Regions from separate parts of the Homo sapiens genome. Here region 1 is linked to region 2. Evidence: chromatin loops called from intact Hi-C (ENCODE). Cell type or tissue: mammary epithelial cell. All regions are shown on one strand. Links, peaks and the distances in the headings refer to the core of each region. The heading gives the core; the rest is flanking DNA. Region 1 has its middle 40 kb from the start of PAPSS1. Region 2 overlaps SGMS2 (sphingomyelin synthase 2).

Region 1 (16,878 bases), core at 9,324-11,823, 110 kb after region 2:
CTACTTTGAAATTGTTTCTATCAATATACATAGAACTAATCCATTTGTTTTAGTGGCTGAACACTATTCCAATTATATCACTTTCCAACTGAGGCTGATATTGTTCTCCAGGGATATTTGGCAATGTCAGAAGGTATTTTTTGGTTGTCACAACTGGAGGGAGGTGTTGGCTACTGGCATCCAGTGGATACAGTTTAGGGACAACCCACTACAACAAAGAATTATCCTGCTCAAAATGTCAATAGTACTAAAACTGAGAAACCCTGTGGCATACTTTCATTTAACCTGGTCCATATTTTTCTAAACTAAAATTCAGCTAAAAGTATTAATAATCAGAAATTTGATTATGCACTTTTGCACTCTAATTTCTATAAGCTAAAAGAGTTGGAAAAAGAAAGTCTGAAGTTGACAATTCTAGATGATTTTGAGTATTCATAGAGACTTCTGCCTATTTGTGAAACCCTTAAGGACTCTGAGAAGGGCAAAACTGAGAAGGCCCAAAGTTTTTGATTGATCTTGTTCAGTCCCAGAAAACATTATTTGATTGACCTGGTTCAGTCTCTCCCTTGGAGTGATAACATATCAAAATAGAAAGCTGACTTTCATTTGCCTAATTAAAATACTGGTAATCCAGAACGCGTTCAACTCCAGAGAAAATTGGGCTCTCTTCATTTCCCTTTAAATAAGGAGGACTGATGGGACTGGCGAGTCTCCTGTTTGATCAGGAGCAATTTTAAAAAGCTACTAGGGTGGACCATCTTTGAAGATGTAATTACCTCATAAGTTCTATTTAGATTGTCTGTATTTATCTATGTTTTTCAAAAATAATCAAAGTAATATATGCTTGTGGTAATTCAAATAATGCTGAAAAATACAAAATAAAAGTTTCTCTCCTGCCCAGCCTAATCTTACTTCCTAAGGATAACCATTATCAAGAGTTTATTATATATTTTTCTAGATGTATTTTTATGTCTGTACAAACATCTGTGTATATATTTATTATAAATACACACATATAGTATTTTTCCCACAAAAAATGAGCTCTATTAATTTACCAAAGACTTATATTTCCATTCCCATCCCATCATTCATCAATTTGTCATGGATTATTCTCCAAGGCAGCCCAAACAGATCTAACTCATGTTTTAAATGACCATATACTGTGTTATGTAGTAAATCAAAATTTATTTGGTAATTACCCTATTGTTGGTAATTTAGATCATTGCCAATTTCTCCTATTTGATAATTCAGCAAAGAGCGACATGACATATATAATTTACACACTTCTATAATTGCTTCTCAAGGATAGATTCTAGAAGTAAATTCGCCAGGTCAGGGAATTTAAGTATTCCCAGTGCATAAAAGTGCCTATTTGCCCGAACCTACTAAAACAAGTAAAAAGAAATTTAAATGACTAATAATAGAGACACAAATGAAATAATTATGGTGCTATAATAGATTAGTTATATGATATTAATAGATACATTATTGCATAAATACTAAAATATTAAGCTTAAAGGAAGTTTTAAATGTGAAAATGTTTATAACATACAGGGTAAATAGTAGAATGCTTTGTATATAAAATTATGTGTGTATAATTTCTACTACTAGTTCCTACTACTAGTTATGTGTGTATAATTTCTACTACTAGTTTCATTGCTGAAACTAGTAGTGTGACATAATTATGTTTCCTTTCCTTTCCCCTGGAGCCAATAATTTTGTCAATTATTCATTCACTTGTCTTCTAAATGCGATTTCACATATTCCAATGCTTGTCAGATAATCTGAGTGCCATTTTGAATTTATTTCCAGAAATCTTTACTCTCCTGCTCCAATCTTGACTGGTTGCCTTGTAGTTCCATTTTATGCTTCGTTACTCTGGCACTTTCTTTTGATATTTTCCTGGGAAATCTCCTCAGCTGTCTTCTCTGTGGAAGCCCATGTTTCCAGAATCCTAGCTTCTTCTTTACTGATTTTCTCCCTATTTGAGAATTTACATGCCTGAAAATGGCTTTGAATCTGTAGCATATTCTCAGGGGTCATTCAGTTTCTGTCTTGAAAGTTTCTCAAAGTCTTGTCCCTGGGATGTGTGTGTGTCTGGCTGCGAGTATTTGGGGACAGGGAATGAGGGCTGGCAGGGATTGGGGGTGTGTTTCTCTGGTAAATATATAGATTCCACCTAATCCACCTATTTTCAGTCCCATATCTCCTCTTGAATCTTTCTGTTCCCATTGTCTGTAAGCCTAAATTCTTTGTGATTCATGTTCTGTAAGGAATAAATCTCAAGTCTGAGAATTTGGAAGGGGATGTTGAGGCTTTTCAGGGTCTAACCACCTCTTACACAGAATTTCCAATGATTCTCTTAATTCCAGACCTGGGCTTTGTACTCCCTTTCTGCAAAACCCAATTCTTGAGCCTTTGCAGCTTGGTTCTGTTTCCTCCTTCTAAAGAAACAGGTTCAGCTTCCTCTATTCCCCTGAGTAATCAAGCTTTCCATCCTCCAAAATACACTGATGTTTCCTGACCCCCTGTGTCTTCTCTCCTGTAATTTTGATTCTTTTAGGCCTATATATTTTAAATATTATTATTGTCATATTAATAGGCATTCAGGAGAGAATAGAAGTGATACATCTATTCAATTCACCAGGTCAAACCAGAAATCTCCATTTCTATTTAAATAATCCTGTGGCATTATCTTTTTCTTTTCTTTTTCTTTCTATTAAGAAATTTTTTTCAAAGATAATTTTGGCAGAAATATAAGTAATGAATTAAGACATTATCTTTTATTTCAAAACATAGTGATTAAAATAAGAGTAGCATTTTGATTCTTTGAGCTATTTTGAACATGGGATTTTTAGTTGGTCACAGATGACTTTTTATTGTTCCCCTGAATATCCCTTTCTTCCACTATGCCTCTTCATAATCAGTTTGTTACATCAGTTCAAATGCAACATTGCTATGTCTCTGTGAGTATCATCTCTTCCTAAATCCTTCAATTTCTCCAAAATTACATTTCTCAGGAAATTCACTTTAGTTGTCATAACTTCTCCATATCGTTCTATTTGTGTAGAACACAGTGACTGTAGCAAAGCTGTCAGAGTAAAAACAAGACAATAGTTAGCTTACTAGTTCTTGTACCTGTAACTCCCAGAATTTTATAGTGAATTTCTTTTAAAATCCTCCACTTGAATATCTGCCTTCATCTCTGACGTTGTCTGCATTTAGTACAGGAAGCAAGGAAAGGAGAAAGGATAGATAATATTGTGTTAATTAATATGTTCATGTTGGGCTGGGTACATTGGCTCACGCCTATAATCCCAACATTTTGGAAGATCAGGGCCAAAGGATTGCTTGAGGCCAGGCGTTTGAGACCAGCCTGGGCAATGTAACAAGACTCTGTCTTTACAAAAAATAAAAATAAAAAATTAGCTGGGCATAATGACCCATACCTGTAGCCTAGCTACTTGGGAGGCTGAGGTGAGAGGATTGCTTGAAACCAGGAGTTGAAGGTTACAGTGAGCTATGATTGCGCCACTCAACCCCAGACTGGGTGACATAGTGAGACCTTGTCTCTAAAGAAAAGTACCATATTGATATAAAAATAAGATAATGATAAATAGTTGATGTAAAATATAAATAATTAATATTCACAAAATTAAACACAGAAACAAGTAACCAAAAGAATTTCCCACATACCAACAACTAGTATAGTATAGTACTTTGGCAATATTTCTATTATTTTAGAGAGATAGATTGTCTCTATATACTGTTTACATAGAAAAAGTTTCAAGTTTTGGATACCAAACAATTGATGTTATTTAATTTTTTCACTGAATTGACTCTTAGTGATGTATAAACATCATTAAATTTGCTCTACTTTTCATACTTTTTGAGTTCAGTTTCATGCATGGTGGGCTTAAGTTAGCTGTGTGTATATGCTCATTCCTATAAAAGAGTTGACACTGAAAAATTAAAATTTCACTCAATCATTGACTTATAACAGTTCTTTTATTATATACCTTATAGTGAAGCTGTCCTTGAACAAACTGGCTGCTCAATATATATTTAATTGAGTTTTTAAAATTTGTTTAGGGATGTTGGTACATAAAAACTGGCAAACTATACGGGAAGTTGTACAAGCTAGTTGTACATATATCATGTAAGAATGATTTTTTGTATAATGACTTCTTTTTCTCTGGGTAGACACACAGTAGTGAGATTCCTGGATCAAATGGTAATTCTACTTTTAGTTTTTTTTAAGGAATCTCCACACTGCAATTGCAAAAATATGGAACCAGCCCAAACACCCATCAATTAATGATTGGATAAGGAAATTGTGGTGTATATGTATATACCATGGAATACTACTCAGCCATAAAAAGGAATGAATTAATGGCATTTACAACAACCTGGATGGAACTGGAGACTATCATTCTAAGTGAAGTAACTCAGGAATGGAAAACAAACCTCGTATGTTCTCACTCATAAGTGAGAGCTAAGCTACCAGGATACAAAGGCATAAGAATGATACGATGGACTTTGGGGATTTGGGGGAAAGTGTGGGAGAGAGGTGAGGGATAAAAGACTACAAATTAGGTTCAGTGTATACTGCTCAGGTGATGGGTGCACTGAAATCCCACAAATCACCACTGAAGAACTTACTCATGTAACCAAATACCACCTGTTTTCCAGAAACCTATGGAAATACAAAATTTAAAAAGAATTTTTTTATTTCATGTATAAATTAGAAATGAATTCACGTATTCTGTACTGGAAAACTGTTATTCTGTTAGGCATTCTTCCATGCACAGTCTCTAGTTAACCTACTAAATTATCAGCTCACTTTATATCTTTGACTTCCCCTAAATAGTGTCTCCTTTCCCAACATTTCAGATAAGAGAAAGCTTGCTGCCCAGGCAGAATCCCCTGAGCAGCTGCACTTGCCTCATTCTCTGCAGCCCCGTCTGCTTTGTTGACCTTCCTCAAGACCTTTCAATATAAGTATCTGAGGTTTTGTTTCCAAGTCTTTCTTCCAGACTATGGAGTGCAGCTGAGAAAAAAAATATATATATAAAGCTCATTGACTCTCTATCTATTTCATTCCCAACACTGGCTCAGTTTTACTCCCTAGGAAACTTCCTTACCAATTGGTGATGAAGAACATTCCAAATCTTCATCACTTTTATCAAGCCTATCATTGTGGGTATTCTGCCTTTATCTCTGCCCTATCAGAGAAAATAACAACAGCTACCATCTAATGAGCACTTGCTGCCAAACATTTTACACAAAACAACACAATAGATCTTTTTATTCCCTTTTTTTTTGTAGGTGATGAACCAGAACTTCAGAGAGAAAAAGAAACATACTCAAGGGCATACAGCTCATGCCTTCATACAGCTCATCAGACATATTCGATTCATGCCTCATTATCCTTTTTTCCCTTTATTCTTTTAAAATATAATATTTGATACATACACAAAGATATAATGTATAATGTACAATCAGCCCTCAGTATCCACAGGGAATTGATTCCAGAATCCCCTGGGATACCCAAATCTGTGGATGTTTGGGTTCCTTATATAAAATGGTATAGTATTTGCATTTCACCTGTGCATATTCTCTTGCATAATTTAAATCATCTCTAGGTTACTTATAGTAACCAGTACAGTTTAAATACTATGTAAATAGTCATTTTACTGTATTGTTTTAAAAATTTGTGTTATTTTTATTGTTGTTTTAGTTTGTATGTTTTTAAATATTTTTCAATCTGTAGTCAGTTGACTCCAGGGATGCAGAACCCATGAATATGGAGGGCTGACCACATAGATAATTAAAGCTAAATAACACAATGAATGTTCAAAATTCCATCTTCTAATGTAGAAACTAGAATATAACCAGCACTGTTGCACTTACCTATGTTTTTCTCCCTTCTCTCACTCTGCGGCCTTCCCCAACTTTCTGAGGTAACCACTGTTTTCAGTTTTTTATTTACCATTCTCTTGCTATTGTTTAGCTTTTAATTTTAAAAATAATGTAAAGCACAGGGAAGTTTCAAGAACATTGCAAAATTTCCTGTACACCATTCACCAGATTCAATTATTATCACTTGCCAAATTTGCTTTCTTGTTATCTCTTTTTATGCATGTTTTGTTGTTTGAACCATTTGAGAATAAGTTGCAGATGACATCTCATTGCCTAAATACTTGAGCATATGTTTTCTAAGAATGAGAATATTCAATTATCAAAATTAGAAAATTTAACACTAATGTAATACTTTACCTAGTCTATAATTTATTTTAAAATTTCTTCAGTTGTCCTAATAAAATAGTCCTAATAAAAATATCCTTTATAGCCACCCTGTTCTACCCTTCCATCTCCTCCTCCCCCGGTACAGGATCCAATCCAGGATCCCGTATTACATTTAGTTGTCATGTCCCTTTTGTTTCCCTTAATCTGGAACAGTTCCTAAGTCTATCTTTATATTTCTTGACCTTGACATTTTTTAACGGTTCAGACCAATTATTTTGTAGGATGTCCTTGAATGTAGGTTTTCTTCATGGGATGTTTCGTTATGATTGCATTTAGGTTATCCATTTTTTATCAGGAATACTATATAGATGAGGTTGTGTTCTTTCCCATGCAACACAACAGAAATAATAAAATATCAGTTTTTCCCAATTTTGATATTGTCAACTTTGATTACTTGGTTAAGGTGATGTCTTCAAGGTTTATTCACTCTAATAGTACTGTTTTTTCTTCTTTGTAATAAAGTAATTTAAGTAGAAGTAGTTTGAGAGGATGTAACTACTCTGTTGTTTACCAAATTGCAACCCACTAGTTTTGGCATTGGTTGGCAATTTTGTCTGAATCAGTTATTACTATGATGATTGCCAAATGGTGATTTTCTACCTTCATCTTTCCATCTACATAAGATTTTACTCTAAGGTAGAAAGATTTTTTCCCTATTTATTTATTATAAATAGAAATTTATCTGTTTAATTTTAGTATAAACTTTTCTCATTGATCACCATTGCCATCTGTTATATATCAAGTTTCCATATATTCTTTGGTCTTTCTGGGTTCTCTCTTTCGTTCAGTTGGTCATTTGGCTTTTCCCTATGCCAAAATACTATCTGAATTATTATGGCTTCATCATTAGTTTCGATATCTTGTTGGCCAAGTTTCCATTTTTAATTGAGGCATGCCATGGATATTCTTGCTTTTCCATAAATTTCAGAATTATGTTGAAATTGTCATGTTTCACAAAATTTCTATTGATATTTTGATTGTGATTATATTAGCTCTCTTGATCAATTTGAGGACAACTGACTTTGAAAAAAATTGAGTTTTCCTTTCCATGAACACAGCCTATTTAGATCTGAGTGTATTTTAATAACGTTTCATAACGTTTCTGTACAGGCTTTATTATTATTCATTAAATTAATTTTAGGTATTCTATTTTTGAGCTATTTAAATGGAATCTCTTTTTACATTAAATTTTCTTTGTGCTTGTTATGCTCTAGAAATGTTTACTGAGTACTTGTTAGATTTTTATAGAAATGCAGCTGAATTTTGCATAGCAATGATATGGTAAACTTACTGCTTCTAGTAGGTTGTCTTTGGAATTTTTGTATACACTATTGTATCATTTGTAAAATAATGAAGTCCTTTGTCTTCCTTTCCAACCTTTCATCTTTGATTTATTTTTCTTGTTTTTCAGCGGGAAATTAATAAAATGAGTAGGAGAGTGCACAGTCCTGGAGATATTGCTTCACTATGCGAATCAATCCTGGTCCTAGCAGTTTGGCACCACCCGGCGGTGATTGTCCACTCCAACCTAAATATTGACGGGATTGATTCCGGGCCTGTAGTTGACTGGACGTCAGGAAAGCAGTAATGATTCCAGGAAATTCCTAGCTAGATAGTGCAAATTTTGTTGGCCCAGTTTGGGAATATTGAATGGGGCAATTACTGAGCAAGCGGGATTCGAACTCCACTTCTCCTGTGGATTTTGTGCTAGTTTGCTGCCTGGCTGCCCTATCTATTATGTACCCTATTCCATCCCCCAACCTCAGAACAAAAGCAATATTCCTCCTCCCTATCTGTTCTACATGTAGGATAGAGTGGTGGATGGGAGCGAAACATCCATTTTATAGTTTTAGAATTTATGTTATCCTGGATATATTTCCATAAGGTTATACTATATTTAAGTATTTGTATATATTTTCTCTCTCCTTCCATTATAATCTAGGCTTCAAAAAGGTAAGGATTTTTATGTTTTCTTCCCAGTGAGTAGAAGAGTCCCTAGCCTGCAGACACTCAAAAATAGTTGTTGAATAAGATGAGTGAATGAATATTGAAATCTTCCATTATATGGTAGAGTTGTCCATTTCTTCCTGTAATTCTATCAATTATTGCTTTATATTTTTAAGGCTCTTTTATCAAGCACATACAAAACTGAAATCATTAAAGCTTCTTGGTGAACTTAGTTTTCCTTAATAATGTTTTGGGGTGATTTGTTTTTGTTTTTATATTTTTGGTCATAAACTTGTTTCAATACTAATATTCCATCAAGATTTCTTTTGGTTAATATCTGTCAGGTATATCTTTTTACTAACTTTTTACTATGTCCTTATGTTTTATGTCCCCGTATTCTAAACAGTATTTAGCTGGATTTTTTAAATACAACTGGACAATCAACCATTTAATAGTGAGTTAAGTTTATTTATGATTGTGAATATTATTGATGCTCAGTTTATTTCTAAATACCTTTAAAACCTGTTTAATCTGTTTATTGATTAAAAAATTAAACAGTTACATTTCTAGAAGATCCTTCTGTTTCTTTTTCTAATAATATTTCTGTAGCCTTTTTTGTCTACTTATCTTTATAGTTCTGTTGTTTATTTTTTTAAACATTCTATACCCAATCCACCACTGGAATAAAATTATAATATTTATACTATGTAATATTTATACAATGCTAATATAACTGGTACATATATTAGGTAAACACATATATGCCAGGTATTCTTACAAAATTAATAATATATTCTCTTTAACTCAGTGTATTCAAAATATCATCATGCCAACCAGGTACTTTTTCTTTTTTTAAGACGGAGTCTCGCTCTGTCGCTGGAGTGCAGTGGCGCAATCTTGGCTCACTGCAACCTCCACCTCCCAGGTTCAAGTGATTCTCCTGCCTCAGCCTCCCAAGTAGCTGGGATTACAGGTGCCAACCACCACACCCAGCTAATTTTTGTATTTTTTAGTGGAGACAGGGTTTCACCATGTTGGCCGTGATGGTCTCGATCTCTTGACCTTGTGATATGCCCACCTCGGCCTCCCAAAGTGCTAGGATTACAGGCGTGAGCCACCATGCCCAGCCCAGGTACCCTTTTTTAAACTTTACATGGATTAACATATTTAATCCTCATTTTGCTAACTAGTCCTGTTTTACAGATTAGGAAACTGTAGTGGAGAGAAGTAAAAAAATTGGACCAAGTCCAGATAGATAGGTAGAATTCTGAGCTGGGATTTGAACTCAGGCTGTTACTACAATATTTTGAATATTCAGTCTGATAATGGGGAGGGGAAGACAGCAAACATTGTTTTTATTTTTGCTAAACTTAAAGGCAAAAGAGCATTTGATTCTTGCTTTGTAAAACTGCTAGTGATTTTTAACCTTTTCATGTGGTAATTAGCTTTTTGCATGTCTTCTTTATCGTTCCTATTCTTTGTCCATTTTGGTCTTGGAGTCCTAAGTGATGTTTTGTATTAAAAGCTCCTTAGTGTAAAATATATTTTTATAATAAGGTATATTTTTATTTAAAGAATTTTACATTTTTACCAGGAATGAAATCCCAGTTCACATTTTCACTTCCTAAGGAAAATTAGAAGATTTGCAAAACAATTACTTTTTCGTAGAAACTACACCCCTACTCTTCCTCATCCTCATGACAGGAAATTCTCACCTGTTATTTTTAGTCTCTGAGCTCAAATTTCCATAAGAAAACACATGAGGAAAGGAAAAAGTATGTATACCTCTGTTATATATATTATATAAAATATCATCTCTAGCTCTCTGTAAAATTAAATAAAAGCTTATTATTTCAAAGAACTAAACTACTGAAAATACCTTAAACAGAATATGGCACAATTAATAAATAGATACAGCTTAGATTTGTTATTTTAAGGAAAAAATAAAATTAGAAAATATTTTAGAACGATTATATAAGATATAAAAAGGGATTATATAAGATATAAAAAAGAAATGCTTTATTTTTAAGAATTAAACACCATACAGTTCCTTTATGGAGAGATCTAAAAGCTTATCTGATGTTTAAAAACTAGAAGGAAAAAATGTTTAAGAAACTAAAGAACTATATACTCCTATTTGGAGGCTCTCAGCATTTGCCATCTATCAGACTAGATTTTAGAACAGCAAAATTTAAAAATGTTGCCATCTAGTGTTCACCTTTAGAATTATTCCCATAAAATTCGTGTAATATAAAAAGGTTACTTCAAAATATAACTGGATCTTGACTCTTTAAAATTGGAACCAGAGATCAAGAAGGAATTTCCTGAGGTAACTGAGGAGAGTTTTAAAAATTTAGGGAAGAAAGGAAGAGGTTACTAATGATTATGTATCTATACATGTGAAGACAGCTGTGAATGAGGAAAGCACTAGAATGAGAAAGTAGCAAATGCCCAGGATCATTTAGGGTAAATAAAGAACATGAGGGGAAGGTTGGGAGAAAAATCTTTGAAATGGTAGGAAAATACTGCAATTAGTCATGGAAATGTATTGGATGGGAAATTAAAAAGAATAAAATATATTGGATGTTTACAACTTCTGAAGGAATTTAGTTTGTTTTAGGTAGTAATAACCACGATTTGTTGAGTGTTTAGTGAATGCCCATGTATTAGTCCATTCTTGCATTGCTATAAAGAACTTCCTGAGACTAGGTAATTTATAAAGCAAAGAGGTTTAATTGGCTCACAGTTGCACAGAGTGTACAGGAAGCATGGCTAGAGAGGCCTTACGAAACTTAGAATCATGGAGGAAAGCGAAAAGGAAGCAGGCATGTCCTACATTGCCAGAGCAGGAGGAAGAGAGCAAAGGGGGAAGAGCTACACGCTTTTAAACAAGCAGATATCGTGAGAGATCTCACTCACTATCACAAGAACAATAAGGGAAAATCTGCCCCCATGATCCAATCTCTTCCCACCAGGCCCCTCCCCTGACACATGGGAATTGCAATTTGACATGAGATTTGGGTAGTGACAGAGCCAAACCATATCATTCTGCCCCTGGCTCCTCCCAATATTGTCTTTCTCATTGCAAAATATAATCATCCCTTCTCAACAGTCCCCAAATCTTAACTCATTTCAGCATTAACTCAGAAGCCCACAGTCTGAAGTCTCATCCAAGACAAGGCAAGCCCCTTCCACCTATGAGCCTGTAAAATAAAAAACAAGTTAGTTACTTCCAAGATACAATGGGGATACAGGTATTGGGTAAATACACCCATTCCAAAAAGGGGAAATCAGCCAAAACAAAGTGGCTACAGGCCCCATGTAAGTCTGAAACCCAGCAGGGCTGTAATTATATCTCAAAGGTCCAAAATAATCCCCTTTGAGTCCATGTTGCACATGCAGGCCACACTAATGCAAAGGGTGGGCTCCCAAGGCCTTAGGCAGCTCTACCCCTGTAGCTGTGCAGGGTACAGCTCCCTCAGCTGGTTTTATGGACTGGCGTTGAGTGCCAGTGGCTTTTCCAGGTGCATGGTGCAAGCTATTGGTGGATATACCATTTTGGGGTCTGGAGGACAGTGGCCCTCTTCTCACAGCTCCACTAGGGAGTGGCCCAGTGGGGACTCTGTGTGAGGGCTCAAATCCCACATTTCCTCTCTGTACTGCCCCAGTAGAGGTTCTCCACGAGGGCTCTGCCTTTGCAGCTGAACTTCTGCCTGAACATCCGGGTGTTTCCATACATCTTCTGAAATCTAGGTGGAGGCTGCTAAGCCTCAACTCTTGCCCTCTGTGTACCACAGGCTTAACACCACGTGGAAGCCAAGGCTTAAGGCTTGCACCCTCTGGAGCAGCAGCCTTAGACATATCTGGGGCCCTTTTAGCCATGGCTAGAGTTGAAGCAGTGGGGATACAAGAAGCAGAGTCCTCAGGCTGCACAGAGTAATGGAGTCCTGGGCCTGGCCCACAAAATCACTCTTCCCTCCTAGGCCTCTGGACTTGTATTGGGAGGGGCTGCCTTGAAGTTCTCTGAAATGCCTTTGAGGCATTTTCCCCATTGTCTTGACTATTAACATTCAGCTCCTCCTTACTTATGCAAATTTCTGCAGCTGGCATGAATTTCCCCCGCAAACAAATTTTTTTTTTCTTTTCTAGCACATGGTCAGGCTGCAAATTTTCCAGACTCTTACGCTCTTCTTCCTTTTAAATATAAGTTTCAGTTTCAGATAATCTCTTTGCTCACATATATGAGCCCATTCTGTTAGAAGCAGCCAAACCACATCTCGAATGCTTTGCTGATTAGAAATTTCTTCTGCCAGAAACCCTAAATCATCTTTCTCAAGTTCAAAGTTCCACAGATTCCTAGAGCAGCGGCACAATGCCACCAGTCTCTCTGCTAAAGCATAGCAAGAGTGACCTTTGCTCCAGTTCCCAATAAGTTCTTCATTTCCAGCTGAGACCACCACAGCCTGGACTTCATTGTTTATATCACTACCAGCATTTTTAACAGGTCTCTAGGAAGTTCCAAACCTTCCCTCATCTTCCTGTCTTCTTCTTTGCTCTTCAAACTGTTCCAACCTCTGCCCATTAAAAAGTTCCACAGCTACTTCCACATTTTGAGGTATCTTTATAGCAATGCCCAACTCCCAGTACCAATTTTCTGTATTAGTCCATTCTCTCATTGCTATAAAGAACTTCCTGAGACTGGGTAATTTATTTAAAAAAAAAAAAAAAGGAGGTTTATTTGGCTTATGGTTCCACAGGCTGTACAGTGATCATGGCTAGGGAGGCCTCAGGAAACTTACAATCATGACGGAAGGTGATGAGGAAGGAGGCATATCTTACATGGCCAGAGCAGGAGGAAGAGAGTGAAGGGGGAGGTGCTACACACCTTTAAACAACCAGATATTGTGAGAACTCGCTCACTATCATGAGAACAGCAAGGGGGAAATCCTCCCCCATGATCCAATCACCTCCTACCAGGACTCTCTTCCAACATTGGGGATTACAATTCAACATGAGATTTGGGTGGGGACACAAATCCAAACCATTATCAGCCAGGTATTATAAATGTTTTGCATATAATGCATATTTGACTTTTAAAATTATGCCGTTAATTACTCCCATTTTACAAATGAGAAAATTGAGGTACAGAAAACTTGCAAAGCTGGTAAGTGGCAAAACTGTGATTTGTGTAAACCAAGAGACTGTCCAATGTCCGTGTTCTTAATCTAGGAGGGCTATACTTATTCCTACAGTAAGTACAGAATTTAGGTTGGGGTCACTGTATAACATTCAATATAAAGTTTAGTCAACTATCCAAATAATTTTGACCCAATTTTATTATTAGGATCTAGTGTCTGCACTGGTAAACTCATCTAACGATTGCTCAGTTTTCTCTTTTACACCATGCTATACTTGTGGTAAATTTCAGTACATAAATTTGTCTTTCCAATATAAATATTTTAATACTCCTCTTTCATTTGTAGAGTATGTACATTAACTTCTTTGATAGCAACGGTAAATTTCTTCTCTGCAAATCTTGGTCCTCTTTGTTATCTCTGGTACAGTTATGGTCACTGTTACAAGCTGATCTGTGTCTCTGCCAGATTTATATGTTGAAGTCTTAATCCTCCAGTACCTCAAAATGTGACTGTATTTGGAGACAGCGTTTTTAAAGAGGTAATTAGAGTGAGTCCTAATCCAATATGACTAGCGTCCCTATAAGAAGTGGAAATTTGGACACAGATGGCTGCAGAGGGAAAACCATGTGAGGACACAGGGAGAACATGGCCACCTGGACAAGGAGAGGGGCCTCAGAAGAAACCAACCCTGAAGACTCCTTGATCTCTAACTTCTAGCCTCCATACCTATGAGAAAATAAATTTCTGTTGTTTAAGCCACTTACTCTGTGGTAGTTTGTAATGGCAGCCCTAGAAATTTGATACAGTCACTGTTTCAATTAGGGTCTTTGTTTACAAATTAAGATTCTTGCTAGTTTAAGCAGAAAAAGGATATTTCTTAAGGAATATTAGATAGCTCAGAGAGTCTTTGGAGGGTTAAAGAGTTGGGTTTGGAGGCTATGCAGTCAGAAACAATGCTCTAACCACATTGTGAGATTGTGGCAGTAAAGGCTCTGATGCAACTGGACACTAAAGCATACACCACTCACTCTGGATATGAAACATCAGGAATTCTGTCATTCTGACCTTGAGAGATGACATCTCAGCAGCTACCTATGCCAAAATGTGGATTTCCTTCAGCTCCTGCCTTGCCATGTAGCTCATTTCTGGGATGATGTCTCACATGGGTGTGTGTGATTGGGGTAGCCTAGGTTATATGCCTGTAGCTTCGCCGCAAGTGAGTGTGGCAAAGTGAGCTTTCTGGCTTCTACCATGTGGAGGTGGATTAAAAGGCAGAAAGTTGCCTAGATGTGGAAAGGGTGCTCAAAAGGTGATGCTAGGTCAGAAAAGGCAAAGGAAATCAACTGTAAAACTTCAGTAGTATGATTTTTTGGCCAGTTGCTCTTTGCTACTGTCCCTGAGAGCTAGTTATCTTTTCCACAGTCCTTAAACTTTTCTTGAATCTACTTTTTTTTTAACTGAATAAACTCTCCCTTCTCTAGAATTCAAATAACTATCAAGTACAAATAACTGAATCTTCCCACCCCATCCTATTGTATACCCTTCTAAGAAAGAAATTAAGCAGGTTAATATGAAGGTGCTATTTGTCAAGTATTTATCCCTCCCAATATTGGTAGAAGAACTTCCAACTTTCCTTAGTGAATTATTCCATTTTCCATCTTTTCTTATCATTTGTGTGGGAATAACATCTCCTACTGTGCAGCCCCTCCCCAAGTTCCAGAAGACCTGTGGCTTAGTCTGGCCAGTCAGAACATTCCATACACTGCCCTCACCCCAGCCTTGTGATAAGTTCTAGAATAGGTGGGTTTATTGTCAAGGACAGAAAGATAAGATGCAGTCCCTGGACACCTCCTAGCATGACAGACCTGCATCTCTCTGGTTCCTGTCTTTCTGCTGAAGTTTTTAGTCTAGGATGGCAGCCTGGAACAGCTGCGGGCCAAACTGATATTCCTCATTAAAAACTTTTTCCAGAGTAAAGCTGACACAGATGGACGGAGAGCTGAGGGATTCATAGAAACAATCCTCATGTCTTCTGAGCATTCAAACCAGCTGTGTTAGAAGTTTGTACTACATCTAAACTTTTCAGTTCTTTATGCCTATAAAGACACTTTCGTCTTAATTGCATTTGAATTGTTTCACTCACTTGTGACCAAAGGAGTCCTGACTAGTTTGATTGGTTAAAGAGTAATCAGTGCAGATTTTCCCCCCAAATTCTGTTTTAACAGACATCTATAGTATCTCTACCTTGATGTCCAAGTGAAAAAATAACTTGGTCTTATTTTTATACAAGTATGTACATAAGTATGTATTGTGTATACCTATACCCCCATACTCCTCCATGCATAGACACAAAGTAAAAATGGAATTAACATATCAAAGATTTTATCCATCTTGGGTTCTTTCTCTTTAGATAAAATATCATTTTTTTAGGATTTGATGAGAGGTAAAACATATTTGCATATGTTTTTCTGTAGTTTTTGCTTTATCTAGGTTTACTCCTGTCATGGTTAATTTTACTGTCAACTTGACCAGGCTAAGAGATGCCCACATAGCTGGTAAGACATTATTTCTCAGTGTGTCTGTGAGGAAGTTTCTGGAAGAGATTAGCATTTGAATTGGTGGACTGGGAAAAAGAAGACACACCTTCACCCATGTGGGTGGGCATTGTCTAATCCTTACAGAGCTCAGTAAAACAAAAAGATGGAGGAAGGATTAATTCACTCCCTCTCTCTCTACTTCTTCTTTTCCCCCCAGAGAAGGTCAGGTCTCCCTCTCTCTCTCAGGTTGGAAGGCAGTGGCATGATCATGGCTCACCACAGCTTCAACCTGTAGTGATCTTCCTGCCTCAGCCTCCTGAGTAGCTGGGACCATAGGCATATGCCACCACATCCAGCTAATTTTATTTTTTGTAGAGCTCGAGGTCTTGCTATATTGGTCTTGAACTCCTGGCCTCAAGCAACCCTCCCACCTTGGCCTCCCAAAGTGCTGGAATTACAGATGTGAGCCACTGTGCCTGTCCTCACTCTCTCTTCTTGAGCTAGTGGATTCATCTTGTCCTGCCTTTGGACATCAGAGCTTCCAGTTATTGGGCCTCCAGACTCAGAACTTACACTAATGGTCTATCCTGGTTTTCAGGCTTTCAAACTTGATTGGGAGTTTCACTGTCAGCTCTCCCAGTTCCCAAGCCTTTGGATTAAGGCTAAATATTTACACCAAGGGCTTTTGTAACTTTCCAGTTTGCAGAGGGCAGATTGTATACACACATTATGTCCAACAAATCACAAAGTTAACGTAAAAAAAACTAGAAGAAAGGAAAACATTGTGGAGCATCACAGAGAAACTTTCTGTTCTTCAAACCAGTGAGTCACCGTACTCATATCTATAGTTTCTTCAGGGTACTCTTTCATGTCTCAGTCAGTTTATTATTTATGCAGAAACACAACTAGAGAGCAGTTTCTTGATCTATTCAGGTATAGTACCTTTA
Region 2 (16,878 bases), core at 5,880-8,379:
CATCCACTAAAAAGCTACATACAAGATTATTTTGTAAATAAAAGGCTGATATAGTTATTAGGAATAGCAGGCATCACCAGTACTTTTACAACTAGAGTACAACGTAAAAGTATTGAGAAAATAGATAATAGAGAACAGCTCACCAAGAAGATATAAAATCATGGACATTCCTACACAAGGAAAAACTGACAGCTCCACAATCATGGTATTTAATGCAGCACTCCCTTCCTCTCTGGTTTTGTTCCTAATCTATTTCCTGCTTTACTGACCTCGTTAAAGACCTTAAATGGCTCCCTATGACCCAAAAGTCCATTGCTTATTTTGACTTAAGAAAAAATTTATAATAGAAAATCTCAAACATAATGAAAGTAGAAAATACTACAGTGAACCCCATTAGCCATAACAATTATCACAGGAAATCTTTTTTTTTTAATCTGTCCTCTACTCTGTATTTTTGGAAGCAGTCTCAGAGACCATGTAATTTCATCTGTAAGAAAGAGATTCTTTTTTCCCCAACATGACCCTAATGCCATTTTTACACCTAACAAAATTAACACAATTTACTTAAAAAAACAAATACCTAGTCAGGTCACCTTTATCCAATTACTTGTTCTCAAGACTGCTTTTTAGATGGTGGCATGTCCTTCTGACATCTATTGTTTCTTAGCATTGCTTACAAGGCTTTTCATAATCTGGCCCCTACCTTCACTTCTAGCCTCAATTTTTGAAACTAGTATTTTTTTCCATCCCCTAAATCCTGCACTTCCACCATATTTACTGAATTTCTGTTTATTTCACATGCAATATCCCCTCTTATCAAGCTTTATGTAAAAATTTTTTAGCAGCCTAAACTTCTTCCCAATCCCATCGACTTGCTTACACACTTGGCTCTCGTGCTTCAGGTCTCAGCAGATGTCATATCCTCCAACAAACCTTTCCTGCTACAACTCCCTGGTATGTGCTACTGGACCTAGAAATGAACTTTCAAATACAGCACTCACTACCCAGTTGGGTTACAAAACCTAGTGTCCCCTCTCTCCTAAATTCCCTTTTAAAAAGAAACACTCATTTCCATTTATAACTTTCTGCTTCTTAAGAAACCAACCTCCCCCTCTTGGGTGCTTTGTGCCCAACATGTTCATGGTATGGCTACTATTCTTTACTTCTACCTTTTGACCTATATTCATGCACAATTACACAAATCTCTTAAAAATGGTGTTCTGTAAGTACAAATCAGACTTGTTCAAAGGCTGTCAATAGTAAGAAAATGCACAAAATTACTTGAACATAATATTCAATAATCATAAAGCTTTCAAATGTGAAAAATATCCAGGGGTGCTAAAGGCAGGTACAAAAGGGATAGTGGAAAAAGAAAATCCTAACTCTAAAATAGGGCTCCAGAATCCTATGATTACAGGAGCAGAAAAAGGCTTCATTTTATTCTGAAAATGGCAGCAACTTTTTTTTTTTGAGACAAAGTCTCACTTTGTCGCCCAGGCTGGAGTGCAGTGGCACGATCTCGGCTCACTGCAACCTCCTCCTCCTGGGTTCAAGCAATTCTTGTGCCTCAGCCTCCCGAGTAGCTAGGATTACAGGCGCCCACCACAACGCCCAGCTGATTTTTGTATTTTTGGTAGAGACAAGGTTTCACCCATGTTGGCCAGGCTGATCTCAAACTCCTGACCTCAGGTGATCCACCCGCCTAGGCCTCCCAAACTGCTGGGATTACAGGCGAGAGCCACCACACCTGGCGGGCAGCAACTTTAAGAATAAGAATGCACTCATCAAAGGCATTATTGCTCTTCAACAGATAACAGCCTAAATACACACTTTCTTTGCAGAGGTTTTTACCGAAGTGCAATCAGAAACCTTAATTTGAAGATCAACTGTCAAAAAGAGTTTTCTGGGAAATGTTGGTTGACCACTTTGTGTAGCTTTCCTTACCTACGATAAAATCATGCAAAACTAAGTAAAAGTGAAAATTTCTCCAAGCCTTTAACAATCTAATTTATATTGCAAACCCAAGTGATTATTATATTGTGGCTTTGTTGTTATTTTAAGCTTTTATTTGGAAAAGTATTTACAAATATACACTTTAAACAATTTCATCAACATTGTGATCATGCAGAGCTAATTGGGCTTTATTACTATTATGCTATATTTCCTCTGCCAAAAATATATTTTTATTTCAGTTTAACAACACTAGATTGGAATATTTTCCAAGTGTTTAAAAATTTTGACTATGTATCCTATTAATGATTTAAATTTATATAGCCTGTGCTCGATTCGGCAACACATATACTAAAATTGGAATGACGCAGAGATTAGCATGGCCCCCGCACAAGGGTAATACACAAATTCGCGAAGTGTTCCATATAAAAAAAATAAATTTATATAGCCTAGACTTAAGAACAAGAGCTATAGCTAACACTCATATAGTACTTACTATTGCCCAAATGCCACAGTTCTAAATGCTTTGATTATCTTATTTAATCATCTCCACAATTCTATGAGGTTAAATATTATTACCCATGTTTTACAGATGAGCACAGAGATATCAAGTGAATTGCCCAAGGTCACCAACTAGTAAGCAGTGAAGCCAGCATTTGGTACTTTGGTAGCTCTGACTCGGCAGGCTGTTCTACCCCTCTTTGGGAAAAGCGTCGCAAATGAGCACACAGCTTCAGGGTGAATTCTTACAGCAAAGAAAAGGAAATGGGATAGCACAGCCCTGCTATGTCAGAAGAACCAACATCAGACATCAGTGGATTCTCATAGCAACATCTCCCCACTGCTTCCTCTTGACACACAGGAAAAATGTTCCAGAATCAACTGGGAAGACTGGCATTTCATTTATAAATGTAATTCCCAGGCTGGGTCGGTAACTCCTCCAATCTTTCCAATTACGTTCATTTCAGATATAGGGGACAGAAATGCTCCAGAAAAGAACTAGACCATATTTGGAGGAGGAGAGAAGGAGTACACCCTTCATCTGTGTTGTGAACTATGTGGAGGAGAGTAGTATGTTACAGTACAGAGAGTCTTGGGGAGGCCATGTGCATGTGTCTTCAGGCCTCCACCTCCTTTCAACTTGAGGAGCTCTGCTTTTCCTTCTATTTTAGAGGGGTTACCCAAAATCTCATCTGAAATCTGGGTTCCATGGCTAAAGAAGTTTAAAAACTGATAGTGCCATGACAAAGCCCTGGATCAGAAGTCACAAAACAAGAATCCAAGAATCTCTCTCTCAGTTTGGCCACAAACAAGTCATGATTAATCCTGGGTCAGTAATTTTGCAATCTTGGGTTGTAGTTTTCTCAGTGTAACACCATTACTTTACAGATTTCTAAGACTCTTGGCCATATTAAAAATATATCATCATATAAAACGAAAGAAATAAAAGATATGTTAGTGACCTCACCAAAGAAAGTTTAAAAAGGTAAATAAAAATCCCATGTCTCACAGAAAGAAAAGAAATAGGGTAAGGTAATTTATTGATAAAGAATGTACTAACCATCATATGATCTAGTGCTCAGAACACCACCGTGAGATTGGTCCCATCATATATTAATATTTCCCAAACACTTTTTTGGTTTGTTTTTTTTTTGTTTTTGGTTTTTTTTTGAGACAGAGCTTCACTCTTGTCACCCAGGCTGGAGTGCAATGGCGCGATCTCAGCTCACTGCAACCTCCGCCTCTCAGGTTCAAGCGATTCTCCTGCCTCAGCCTCCTGAGTAGCTAGGATTACAGGTGCACACCACTACGCCTGGCTAATTTTTCTGTTTTTAGTAGAGACAGGGTTTTGCCATGTTAGCCAGGCTGGTCTCCAACTCCTGACCTCAGGTGATCCACCTACCTCGGCCTCCCAAAGTGCTAGGGATTACAGGTGTGAGCCACAATGCCCAGCCAAGAGTTTTTTTTTAACTTGGTATTTTTATTTAGCTTGATGTAGATAATTTGTGGATAACACATCCATGTGAATTTACTATTAATCAATAACAAAAGTTTATTCAATAACCATGGCCCCTACAACATGCCCTTGCTAATCTCAGAAGCAAATTAAACTCAGGTCAAATGTACATTGTAACATCTTAGAATCCTAAAATCCAGGTTCTAACCCTGACTCTGCCACTTGATGAGAATTAATGCAATCTCCTTGGTCCTTAGTTTCTTCTGTCCTACCCCTATCACATTCTCAAATAAGGGGCTATGCTAAATGATTGGCCATTGGCATATTATGGTTGATCTTATACTTTTATTTCTTGTGGCAATCACACAGTCAGAATAAGCCACATGAAAAGGAAAATAAATTCATGGAAGAATCACCCATTAGGTTCTAGTCACTACTTAAGGCATCTGAATGGAACAAGAGGAGACTATGGGGGTGGGGGGATTTCCACCAGGACTGAAACCAATTAAATAAGATCTTAATGAAGAGCTCCTGATTCAGGTTTATTAGAGAAGAAATAAGGCATTAAAGCTAATGAAAATAATTTTATAAAGTTGTAGCTGAAAGGTCATATTCCCTAGAACAAGAGATAGTTAATTAGAAGGTAAACAATAGAAAAGTTATTGGGTGAGCTCAGAGGCCAACATGAAAGAATATAAAAAAGTATTCTGCTTTATAATTCTAACTGACCATTATACAGATGCAGATTCAAAATTAGGAAATAATGTAATACCAATTAGTATAAACTGGTTAGTGTTTATAAATAGTTGGTACTTTAAAAGGCCTTTTCCAAAATACCTAAAATTGAAATATAATAATATCCCAAGTAATCTGAAATTGCATATTTTGATTTAAAGTTAAACTATAAATTCCATTAGCATTAATGTTTAAAGGTAGACAATTTACAGTATTAAGCTAGATGAGACCTCTCTCGTAAAAGATTAGCAATCCCAGATTGTGTATTTTTTTCTGGGTTGCAGACTATTCCAGTTTTAACATCATACATGACATACACTCCTAAGCCAGATAGCTTTGAGAAAGCAGCTGATTATGTCTTAGAACTTTGTTCATTAAAACTATAAATTCCTATCTCAAATGCTTCTTGGAACAAACAAATATAAACAACGTGAATTCTATCGAAGCTTATTTGAATCACTTGAGGCATTATTTATGGCTGTTTTTGAAAATGTTATGTTTGTTCAGTAATATTTTATGAATAATGTTAATACAGTTTTCCACCAAGTAACATAAAGATACCTGATGAAAGATAGAGAACTTAAATTCATGTAAATGGTAATAAAATAGAAAAACCTCTGGGCTCTTTATAAAATAAACCAAACTTAAATGCATTTTCCCCAAACCAACATACACTTATAGGAAGTTATTCAAGGCATAAGACTGCATATAAAACAGGGATTCTACCTTCAACATTAAATTCAGTGAAGCACTTTATATATTGTGACTTCAAGGAAAGCTGGAAAATTTTACAGTTCAACGGGCTTTCTCCTTTACTTTTTATAGAGATTGAAAAGTTAACCTTAAGACACTAGGCCATTATTTTGGCAATAAATAAATCATTATATCATGTTATACACCTTAATATATACAATTTTTATTTGTCAATTAAAAACACATATTTTTAAAGAAATCTCTATAGCTGTTGAATAAAACGTCATGTACTTATGTTGTACAACTGACCAGAGTTTCTACCTAATTCAAAATTAACTATTATGACTGGCTTTTGAGGCAACTCTGAGAGTCACTCCCCAATCCTTTTCATCCTTTTGACTTTCAGGCCAACTACTTCCTTGGGAAACACCACCATCTCTCAGTCAGCAAAGACAGAACCAGAGAGAGAGACTCTGCAAGTTCAGGAAGAAAGGTTCCAACTACTTTTACTCTCCGTTGCATCTCCTAATGTCACCACTTCCTCAGAGCAGGGTTTAGTCACTACTACAAAACATTGCTCAGGAACTGCAGAGCCACTAGCCTGGCATGTGGTGACACATTCCCAACACAATTCTCTAACATTCTGATTTCCCTTGCAAAGATAAATTCAAGCGAACTTAGAACTCTTAAAGATCAGATTGAGATTGAATGCCATTGGCTTTCTCCCCATACCTATGCTCCTACACATCTCTTCAGCCCAGCACAGGGTTTTAAAAGCTCACTGCTTAACACAGGGCTATCTCCTCTGCTGGTTATGAGCTGCAAGGATAGAGTCCATGTCCTGTTTGTGTTGGTGTTCCTGGCCACTAGCCAAGAACCTGCAGCCCAGCCCTAGAATAGCAGTTGAATGAATGTGGCAGCCCACACACTCAAAGACACCAGAATTATCTTACCCTTTCCCAGAGAGCTTCAGGTACCTTTCTTTTCCTAAATGAGTCACTAATGTGTCTGTATAAATATGGTTTCCATATATGTCACAGAGCCCAAACATTTCATCTGACTTACTGTGGTTTACTTTTTGTGACTGCATTTTTATTATATCTTATATAAAAAGGGGGATATAACAGAAGGAAAAAACAGTAAAGCAAAAACCCATATCTAGCTTCAGAGCATTACATATCCACTGGAAGCCCTAAAGCAATGCTCCATGATCGCATGGCCTTTCCGCTGCATAACCCTGAGGTCATTTTTTGATACATAATTCTCAAAGTATGCAGTGCTGAAAGACCTTGAAGAGCTTTCTTAAATGATGTTATGGTTAAAATTTCTATGATTGCAGTCCTTGAAATCATAAAAGAATAAATACATCCTTGGAAAAGATCTCACTTCTCTTCTTCTTCATTCCTTCACAATTCAGCCCCCACCTCTCAAGGAGCTGTCTAGAGCATGGCGAGCAAGCTAATGCTTTCCCAGAGTTTATGACAGATGCCAGTTTTAGTGTTCCCCAAATGCTAACATTAATACACACAACTACTGTATAGGGTAGTCACCATTACCACCCCTATCTGAGGTATGAAGTTAGAAATGTAACAAGTGACAGAGGTAGAATTTGAACGCATCTGAGTCCAGGCTCCTGGAACCATGCTATGTTGTGATTTTCTGGGATCTTGGGCTATTTTTACAATTAGAGATGTGACCCAAGGGCAATGGATTTCCATCCTGGTGAGTTCTTCTGGGGAGAGACTGCACTTCTCCCAGTCCTGTCCCCAACTCTTCCTCCTCACAGTTACCATGTAGGAGCATGAAAACTATCCATGTTTGCCCAGTAAGGTGGCATTCTTCCAAACATTAGCTGGCCCCACCTTATAACACATAAGCGAGAAGCTCTAGGTCACTTGACCTCAGGGCACATGCAAATGTTTATCAGGCTGCCCAGTGACTTGTAGAGGCGGCATTTCCTGGAAACATCATGGTTAGACATTTCATTCAGTGAGGTGTTCAGAACATCTGAATCACTCCTGTTGCCTAGCAACTTGTTTGTGTTTGGCAGGATGAAGACAACTCAGGCACAGGTACAGTCGGATATAAGGCAGAAATCTATTCAGCACGACGTCCTCCCAACACTAGACTGCTGATTTAGTGCTTAAACTTGACAGTGTTCTTTCCCACTTTCTCACTCTTGGTAGAGGCTCCTTCAGTCATTCTCTTTAAGTCAGGAGCATTCAAAAGGCACTATGCTGTACACAGAATAAACAGGTCCTTTGTAGCTGAAATATAGGCTACTATTTTTCCTACAGAGTTTTGAAAAAAAACTTTTAAGACAAAGCTAATTACAGGGTTCTTACATATAAAAGGGAAAAGAGTTATACAGTATCATGGAAATTACTTGTCATCCTTAAAAGAATTAGTTCTTTCACATATTCGCATATCTGTCCCTTTTCTTTGATAACAAGAATTGATTAGCACAATATAAGTAGCTTCGGAATCAAGGAGGTTCACCCTCCAATACCGTCATAAATACAAATATATAGCAAAGCTGGCCTAAAGTCACCTTACTAACCTTCATCTTCAAATTTAAGTTAGCATGTGTGCCTGGGTTACTCTAGGAGCCAAAAATCTAGAACAAAACACTGTGGGCTTGCATTCCATATACATTCTCCGACAGTTACGGCTTTTCCTCTATTATTTTAGGTCTCCGCTACTTTCCCAGTCATTTCTATGCGTTAAATACTCAGAGAAAGAAAAGTGGTTTTAGAAAAGCCGCCCCCACCACCACCCCAATACTGGGATTTCTGTTGTTGTTTCTTTCGTTTTTGCTCTTCTTGTCAGAGGACATGCCTGCTATAGAAACAAGAAAATAAGATGTAAGGGTGTGCTTAAATGTTACTCCTAATCTTAGTGGGACAGTCCTGAGTTCTAGATTTATTAAATGTTTATGAACAGGAGGATACAAAAGTTGTTTAGAAAATTTTATTTTTTCTTCCTTTCATCCAATAATATTCATCCTTACCTTGGGGTTTCAGTATCCTGATATTTGTAAGAACTATTAAAAATCAAATAGATATGAATTACTTCACTTTTTTAACAACTATAAAATGGGTATATGAGTTTACTTAGCAAAGATTTTCAACTTAAACATGTTAATCCTTTATCTCCTCCAAAATATTTTTCTTTTTGAAAGGCATATTTAAGGAAAAAAATCTTTCCATATTAAAAAATTCTTGAATTCCACCAAAGTCCATAACAGATTTAAGAAAAGAGTACCCTCATTATCTAGAACTGGCTAACTGTAGGCTGCAATTACTAGTGGCAAGAAATAAGGGGGTTGAATCACTCTCCAAACTATTTCAAAGTCCTTAACCACATCTCTCAAGCAAGTTTTCTAATTTGGGGTTCGTAGTTGATAGGTGGACCTCCTGAAGCCCTGTAAAATGTTTTGGCTCATGCATATAACCAGAAGTAGAAAGCTTATTTCTTCAGATTCTCAAAATCGAATTTAGGTCTTGGGAAATCAAATTGCCAGCAGATAACTGAGGATTTAACCTCATGAATTTGTTGCTGACTACCTGCTTAATATAAATTGCAGTAACATAAAAGAAGAATGTTTGTTCCCATGCTGAAACTGAAGATTTCTAATAATTAAATAGCAGTAGAGCCCCATCTATGACAGCAAGCCAGTTTACTGCATTTGTATACCCTGAGAGCTAAATTACCACTAATTGTCTCATCTTTCGAAAATGTATTTAAACTTCATTAGATATGTGAATGTCTGTTATGGCCAGGCGAAAGAGACCGACCTAGTCCCTGGCCTCACAAAGCTTGCAGTCTGGTTGGAGAAACAAACAAATCATTATCACACAGGGAGATAAATGTTTAGATAATTGAAAGTTCAGGATGCTATAAGAACACATTGCCAAGGCACGCAACCCAGTCTGACATTTAAGCTATGAGAATTGGCAAAATATCCAGACGCTGATGACAGCAGGTACTCTCACAAGTTTCTAGTAGATATGTAATAAGAAAACCTTGGCCAGGTGCAGTGGCTCATGCCTGTAATCCCACCACTTTGGGAAGCCGAGGCAGGCGGATTACCTGAGGTCAGGAGTTCGAAACCAGCCTGGCCAACATGGCGAAACCCCATCTCTACTAAAAATACAAAAATTAGCCAGGCGCAATGGTGGGTGTCTGTAATCCCAGCTATTCAGGAGGCTGAGGCAGGAGAATTGCTTGAACCCAGGAGGTGGAGATTGCAGTGAGCCGCCGAGATCGCACCATTGCACTCCAGCCTGGGCAACAGAGAGAGGCTCCGTCTCAAAAAAAAAAAAAACACCTTCCTCTCAGAGATGCAATTTAATGATATCTATTAAAATTACACATACACCTTATGACCTGCAATTCTACTTTACAAGTTTATATAGATATATTGTCTACATGCAAAATAACCTACATACAGTTACTTACTGCAGTACTGTTTAAGAGCAAACAATTGGCCACAACCCAAATGTTGTCCATCAATAGATCACTATTTTAACTGTGGAACATCCATAAATGGACTCTGTTATTCTGTAACTGCTTTAAAAAAAGAATGAGGAAAGTGTCTTAGTACTAGCTTATTAAGTCCTCCTACATATATTGTAAGGAAAAAAAACATACATTGCAGAGAAATATAGTACGCTATCTTTTACATTATGAAGAGGGCAAATAGGAATATTCCTATTTGCTTATTTATGCATAAAGAAATTCTAGAAGGATGCTTTAGACATTGACAGAGGCTGAGAGGATGGTGGAGGCAGAATTTGGGCAGACTCTGTGAATGCGAAATGTATGAAAATGGTATACTTAAAAAGTAATCCTTACATCAAGTGTGTGGGACATTGCAAAGGAAAAAAAAAACAGTAATCCTTTATTTTTCAAGCCCAAGTTATATCAACCTAGCACCTTTTTTTGGTTTATTATTTTAACACACTTCTAAAATTCTGCAGTGATTAAATTAGAACATACGACTACTTTATTTTCCAAATCAGGGTTTCACTCTCTCCTTTCCTGCTTGTGTCCATCTGCCATCCTGAAGGGGGTTTCCCCAGAGTACCTGAGAGCGAGGCAAGTCCTCTGTGCCTCCCTGCTCTGGTTTGTTGGCTGAGGATATTCAAGAGCTTTTTTTAAAGCTCATGAAAGGATTTTGTTTTGTTCACTGCCTCATTCGCAACACTGACAAGAATGCCTGGCACATAGAAAGCGTTCAGTAAGTATTTGTTGAATAAATGAATTCTTTTCTTCACTCAGCTTCAATGAGACAGACACCACCAGACAAAGGGAAAGATATCAAAATGGTGTCAAATATTTAGAAATAGCTGCCATTCTTAGTGCCAGCTCAAAGTAGGCATTCTAACCTTAGCAACATTCCTAGAATTATTGTGAATTTCACAGAAGACAAATAATGTTATAGAATACTGTGCTGAATAATATTAACTACCTACAAATATTTATTTTAAATGATTTGGGATTACATGGTCCTGGTGTCTATCTTAGGGTAGAAATCTTTTTAGGCAAACACCACAATAAACAGTAATGATAAAAAGTAAAAAAAAACAAAACAGCTATCATCAGGGTCAAATGAACCCTAGTCTTAAGGTGCCCAGAGATATAGCAAGAAAAGGGAAACTCTTTTGCACTAAAAAATGCAACTATTTTTATTTTCAAGAATAAAATTATACTTGAAATAAAATTCCAAGTACTCTAGGCAGTGAATTGAGTTGTACTGCTTCAACCACACAAGCAAAACCTCTTCTTCCTCAGTGGGCATAGAATGGGTATAACTGCCACAGCTCTTTAATTTTGGTTTAGATAACTATAAAAACAGAATAACTTTGCTAGTAATTTCCGTACTGTTGCTGAAAGGTGCATGGCTGACTGATATCTCTTTGAAGATTTTCTGTTTTCTTAAGGCATGGTTGAGACAGTTAATTGAGTGCTCTCTTTTGGCAGTAATGCAAACAGGTTAGAAAGTTATGGGGTTACCTCTATTTCTCTGGCTGTCATTTAAAACGGCAATCCAAGACCGAGAAAACATCCATTCACCTGAAAGAACTTGAAATTTAAGACTCTCCTGAGGATGAAATAAAAATTCTCAGAGTTACGACATTTATGAATGTCTTAACCAGAGAAGGGAAGATAGCAGCAGCAAAGCTGCAGGACAACTGATAGACAGCCAACCTTCAGCTGATGTAAGTTAGACTCATGCTATAGCAGCAGGAAGCACCAAACCTACTGTTTCCAGATGGTAGCACAGCAATTCCCACCTTGGTCCTTGCAGCAGTCAACACTCCCAGTCTCTGGCAGGTCCTTTTGGAGAAGAGTGTTATAGGGCCACAGGATGCAGCTCTAGGGGAAGAAAAAGTCAGAGATTAAATAAGAATGAGGCTTTGTTGCTATGTTTTGCTAGTTTTCTGGGGGTGGAGGTGGAATGAAGAGCCCTCTGATGCTACCCTCCTAGAGCTCTCCAATACTGGCCCTCTAGGAGAGTTGCCAGGAAAACACTGGCTATAACAGGTACTGACACTTCAGGTCAAGAAAAGCAACTCAGCCATTCACTCCACTAATATTTAACACCTGCCAGCCCCTATTTAAAGTTGGAGCAGGGCAGGCAGGCAGATTCCCTTGCCTCCTGATGTTCGCGTTCTAACACAGGAACACACAGATAAACAAGAAGACCAGTCAATGTCACTCAAAAAAGTCAGTCAGAGTCAGGGCAAGGCTGATGTGGTCGATGTAGAGCAAGTGGTGTCAGGGAAGCCTTTCTAAGGGGATATTTAAGACTTAATAAGGGTTGGGGATGGGGGGGGTGGGGCAGCTACAAAAGAAGAGTAAGCCAGGCAGAGGGAACGGCTGGGCTGGCCCAAAGGCCCTGAGGCAAGAATGAGCCAGGAAGGTTTAAAAAGAATGGAAAGCACGGCGGGAGTATTGTGAACTAGGCATAGAGAAGGGAAGAGGAGTGCAGAGGGCTTTATAGGACAGTAGAAGGACTATGTACATAAAGGGCAAACTAAGTGTCACAGAAACTTAGGTTGATGTGCTGTGCATAATCTGTCACCTTCTACTAAATGGTGGAAGATTTCCTTTGAAATACATACAGTTGCTGCAGTCTTTCAATGGATTTTTTAGTTGAAATTTGCCTTGTGGATGGAAGCAAAATATAGGCTACTGGCCAGAGGTCTGCAGTTCATAGAACCACAATATGAATATCCAAAGAATACAACCTGAGACTACCCAATAGTGCATATATGTATATGATTTGGTAGCATATATATATATATATATATATCTTTTAACTACCTAACAAATTTCATTAAAATCTGTTTAACAACTGCAGGATGTACACTCATGTGCAACCAGAAATCGATTTTTAGTTGAGATCCCATCTTAATCAAAAATACTCAACTCTTGGAAGAAACTCAAGAACAAATGTGTCACTCTTAGGTATATACCCCCCAAAAAAATGAAAACACCAGTCCAAGCAAAAACTGTACACAAATATTCATAACAGCATTATTCATAATGGCCCCAAAGTGGAAAAAACCCAAATGTCCATCAACTATTAAATGGATAAACAAAATGTGGCAAACCCATATAATATTATTGGGCAATGGAAAGGAATAAGGCAGTGATACACACTGTAGCACGAATGAATCCTGACAACATTATTCTAAGTGAAAGAAGCCAGTCACAAAGACCACATGTTATATGATCCCATTTATATGAAATGTGCAGAATAGGCAAATCCATAAAGACAGAAAGATTTGTGGTTGCCAAGGGCTAGGGGAAGAAGAGAATGGAAAGTGAATGCTAATGGGTATAGGGTTTCTTTCTGGAGTGCTGTAAATATTCTAGAATTAAATAGTGGGGTTGGTGGCACAACTCTGAATACACCAAAAACTACTGATTTGTACACTTTAAAAAGGCCAGTTTTATGGTATGTGAATTACATCTCAGTGCAACTGTTGTAAAATTAAAAGAACAAAAGAATATCTGAAATGCTGTGAACAGATGAAATAAACTTCAACTGGCCCAAAATGCTATATTCCAGTAAGCATTACTAGACCCCATTAAAAGGGACAAGCAGTTTAGTTTTACACTTCAGATACTGTACACTACACTCCCCATGGTACATGTTTACCCCTCTGGAAAGATCACCTTATCCTTGGAGGATGTTTTTCTCGTTTCACTTGGAACCCTTCTCCGGTTATCACCCTCTCTCGACTCCACCTACCATCCCCACTCACTCCACGCAAATAAAATTAAAGCAGATAGTTGCTTTTGCACTCTAACTCAAGTCTGTGGACAATTACAATTGTTTAGAGCATGGTATTAATGATATTTCTAATATGGTCAGCTTATAGATTTTATTCAGTTACGTAGCCAAACCTAGCACTTTTCATCTAGTCAAGCTGAAAATGTGTGCCCTTGTCAAAAAGGAGAATGGGCAAAAGGGTAGATACTGGAAATGCAAAACAAATTCAAGCTTACTACTCCAAAATCCCTTTCTGTATATATCTTAACATGGTGTTACATTAAGACTACATTCATTTTAAATAGTATCTTATAAGTTCATGATTTATTTTAAAGTATATGTAGAATGTATAATTTCACAAAGGAATAAAGTAAATTATATAACAACAGCAAAATACTACTGTGAGATGATTAATGTAGAATCACAGAGGCAGGTAAATATAGAGAAGGTTTCTTGATCACAAGGTGTAGTGGAAGAGGGAATGCTATCTCCTGGGACTGAATATTGTTCTACCTGCTCCCGGTAGCAAATCACTGCAGAGACAGCAAAGCTTGATGTTTATGAACAAGGATTCTGAAGGCCAACTCCACACTTAGCATGACTCCACGATTAAGTATTATGGCTCCAGGCATGATACTTAATTTCCCTGAGCCTTAGTTCCCTCATCTATAAATAGTACTAACTTAACAAGGTCCTTAAAAGAATCAAAGGTTATATAAAAACAAAAATAGATCTAAAGGGAGAGACAGATTGCAAAACAATAATAGTAGAGGACTTCAACACCCCACTTTTGGCAATGGACAGATCATCCACGCAGAAAATCAGTAAAAAACATTGGAATTAAACTATACTCTAGACCAAATGGACCTACTAACAGACATTTACACAACATTTCATCCAACGGCTATACAATACACATTCTTCTCAGCAGCACATGGAACATTCTCCAGAATAGATCATATCTTAGACCACAAAACAAGTCTCCACAAATTCAAAAAAGTCACTATTATATCCAAGTGTCTTTTCTGAATCCAATGGAATAAAACGAAAAATCAATAACAAGAAGAGCTTTGGAAACTGTGCAAATGTATGGAAATTAAGCAAAATGCTCCTGAACAATCAACAAAGAAATTAAGAAGGAAATTTAAACATTTCTCAAAATAAATGAAAATGGAAACACAACATACCAGAACCTATCAGATACAGCAAAAGCAGTACCGAGGGAATTTTATAGCACCATATGCCTACATCGAAAACATAGAAAGACTCCAAATAAATAACCTAATGGTGTACCTCAAGGAACTAGAAAAGAACAAATCCAAAATTAGTAGAAGGAAATAATAAACATCAAAGCAGAAATAAATGGAGAAAAAAGAAAGAACCAAAGGAGTTAATACTAATAAAGACATCAGAAACAGCACCTGGTATATAGTAAGCATTATATGTATTTGTTAAATGATTAAAATAGAGCATACTAGTTAAGTCTTGCAAAATGACTAAAACTGTACTGCATATTTGGCTCTCAACTCCTTTGTAGATAGAGGGGAAAAAATTTTCCAAACTCAGAGAAAGAGAGAAAATGCATATATCTCCATATGTGTTTGGAGGAAGGCAAGTGGGAACCATATTTTGTTCCTCAGGAGGAAAAAGAAAGCATTTGACACTTAACTTTAATATGGTCTGTACACAAGAGGCAATGAGCAATACTGCAGACCAGGGAAGACCGCCATATGACGTCACTTGATAGTTTTTCACTGTTTCTCAATAAATCCCAAGGCATAACTCTCTACAATTTCTGTAGTAGGAAGACAAGGCAATGTGATACAAATATACAGCTCTGATGATCGGCTCACAACTGCACCAGAAATCTCCAATCCATCTTTTACTTCCATTTCCCTCTGCCATGCTTCTGATAACCAGAGCTGAGGAGGAGACAGTTCCAGATCTCTGAAACAAATTCTCCAACATTAGGAGATGGCCAAAATATAGCCACATAAAAACACTAAGTAACCTGATGCATTGAAAAGCAACTCCCCCTAGAAGCATCTGTTTTTAAGTTTAATGGACTTCAGAGCCATTGTCTGGCTAAAGAACAGCCATAATCATCTCAGGGGATTAAACAACTTGGAAGAATATTCCTATTAGTCATAGTCATCTCAGGCTCCACCTAACAGTTAAACACAGAACTTTTATGAATTACAAAAGCTATTATGCTTAAGCCATGTTTTATTGTAAATTGGACAGTAGATAACTTTTCTTTAAAAGACTAGTTATACGGTGCAAACCTTAGCTAGAAAACGACCCGTCTTCCTTCAGATAGTCCCATATTGTACATGGAAGACACGATAAAGTTGAATTTCCACAGCTATTACACAGTCCTGTGACTAAGCTGATGTCCCAGTGATTTATCAGCCGTTTTCATTCCATCTGGCAAAGCATGTTGTTCTTAAGGCTAATTATTTAACAATGTTTTCTTCAGATAAAATGGTAATAATCTTATTAATCAACTATAGCAATGTATTTTCATTTGCATACCTATGGAGTATTGCTAAAGAGAATAGAAAATAGATTAATTCCCTTGCGGTTCACGTACACTAAATGTAGCATTCTGCAAGGAAGGAGAGCAAGAGATGGCATTTATAACTAACTCCTGTGCATTCTTGGAGAAGCTTTTTTTGACCATTCCAGACCGCATTTGGTTTCCTTTCCCTTGCTCCACGTTACTTTCTACTTTTTCTCTGACTTAACAGTTTGCTAACTGTAACTTTGGTCAGTTATTTGTAGAGATTTACTTGTCTCTTTCCAGTGAGACTGCAAGCTCTGTGAGGGAAGGGATCACATGTGTCAGATTCTCTGCTGTCTTTCTGGCACAGAATTGAGGGTTATAAATATTTGTTCACTGACTAACTCCCATTTTATAAGATAAGCTGTGTTCCTAAAGAATCACATGTCAGTTCCTCTCAAGATAAGGAAGTCACTGAAGTAATCTTATAAGGGGAGGGAGTAAGCCCCACTAATATCATTTAATATTATGAAACAGTGACCCACAAGTTTGAACTTACAGAAGCAGAGTCCATGGATATGGCTATGGCAGATGTGACTGAGGGGGAGGGAGAAAAGGAGTGGGGAGGAATGACCCACTAATTTAGATGGGTACTTTCAGAGTGAAAGTTTATTATAAGAGCTCAAATAGTGTTTTCTAATTATAGACTGTTAAATTTAAAATATATTGAAAGGCAACTCTGTACTTCTCTCT

What was found. Peaks named below come from ENCODE experiments on the same cell type or tissue, not always from the same donor. Only the 100,000 strongest peaks of a DNase experiment are listed, where the experiment ranks them.
Region 1: a loop joins it to region 2, with 11 times the contacts of the local background. A loop is called at or near these places in 2 of 110 quality-filtered maps.

Annotation. Positions count from the first base shown.
Region 1 is chr4:107,751,666-107,768,543 of GRCh38, reverse strand. No RefSeq gene overlaps it. Among named protein-coding and RNA genes, the nearest start is that of PAPSS1, 40 kb to the right of the region's middle. In mammary epithelial cell, for the core only: a CTCF peak has its summit at 10,492 (motif pointing left); no DNase peak of the experiment used is centred there.
Region 2 is chr4:107,853,310-107,870,187 of GRCh38, reverse strand. It overlaps SGMS2 (sphingomyelin synthase 2), which reads right to left. Exons shown (of 7, transcript NM_001375905.1): 2 at 11,635-11,716. CYP2U1-AS1 (CYP2U1 and SGMS2 antisense RNA 1) reads left to right here. Exons shown (of 7, transcript NR_125929.1): 6 at 2,543-3,280; 7 at 5,742-6,709. It also overlaps the pseudogene RNU6-733P. Among named protein-coding and RNA genes, the nearest start is that of SGMS2, 37 kb to the right of the region's middle. In mammary epithelial cell, for the core only: no CTCF peak of the experiment used is centred there; DNase peaks (open chromatin) are centred at 6,227 and 7,337; H3K27ac peaks cover 2,500 bases.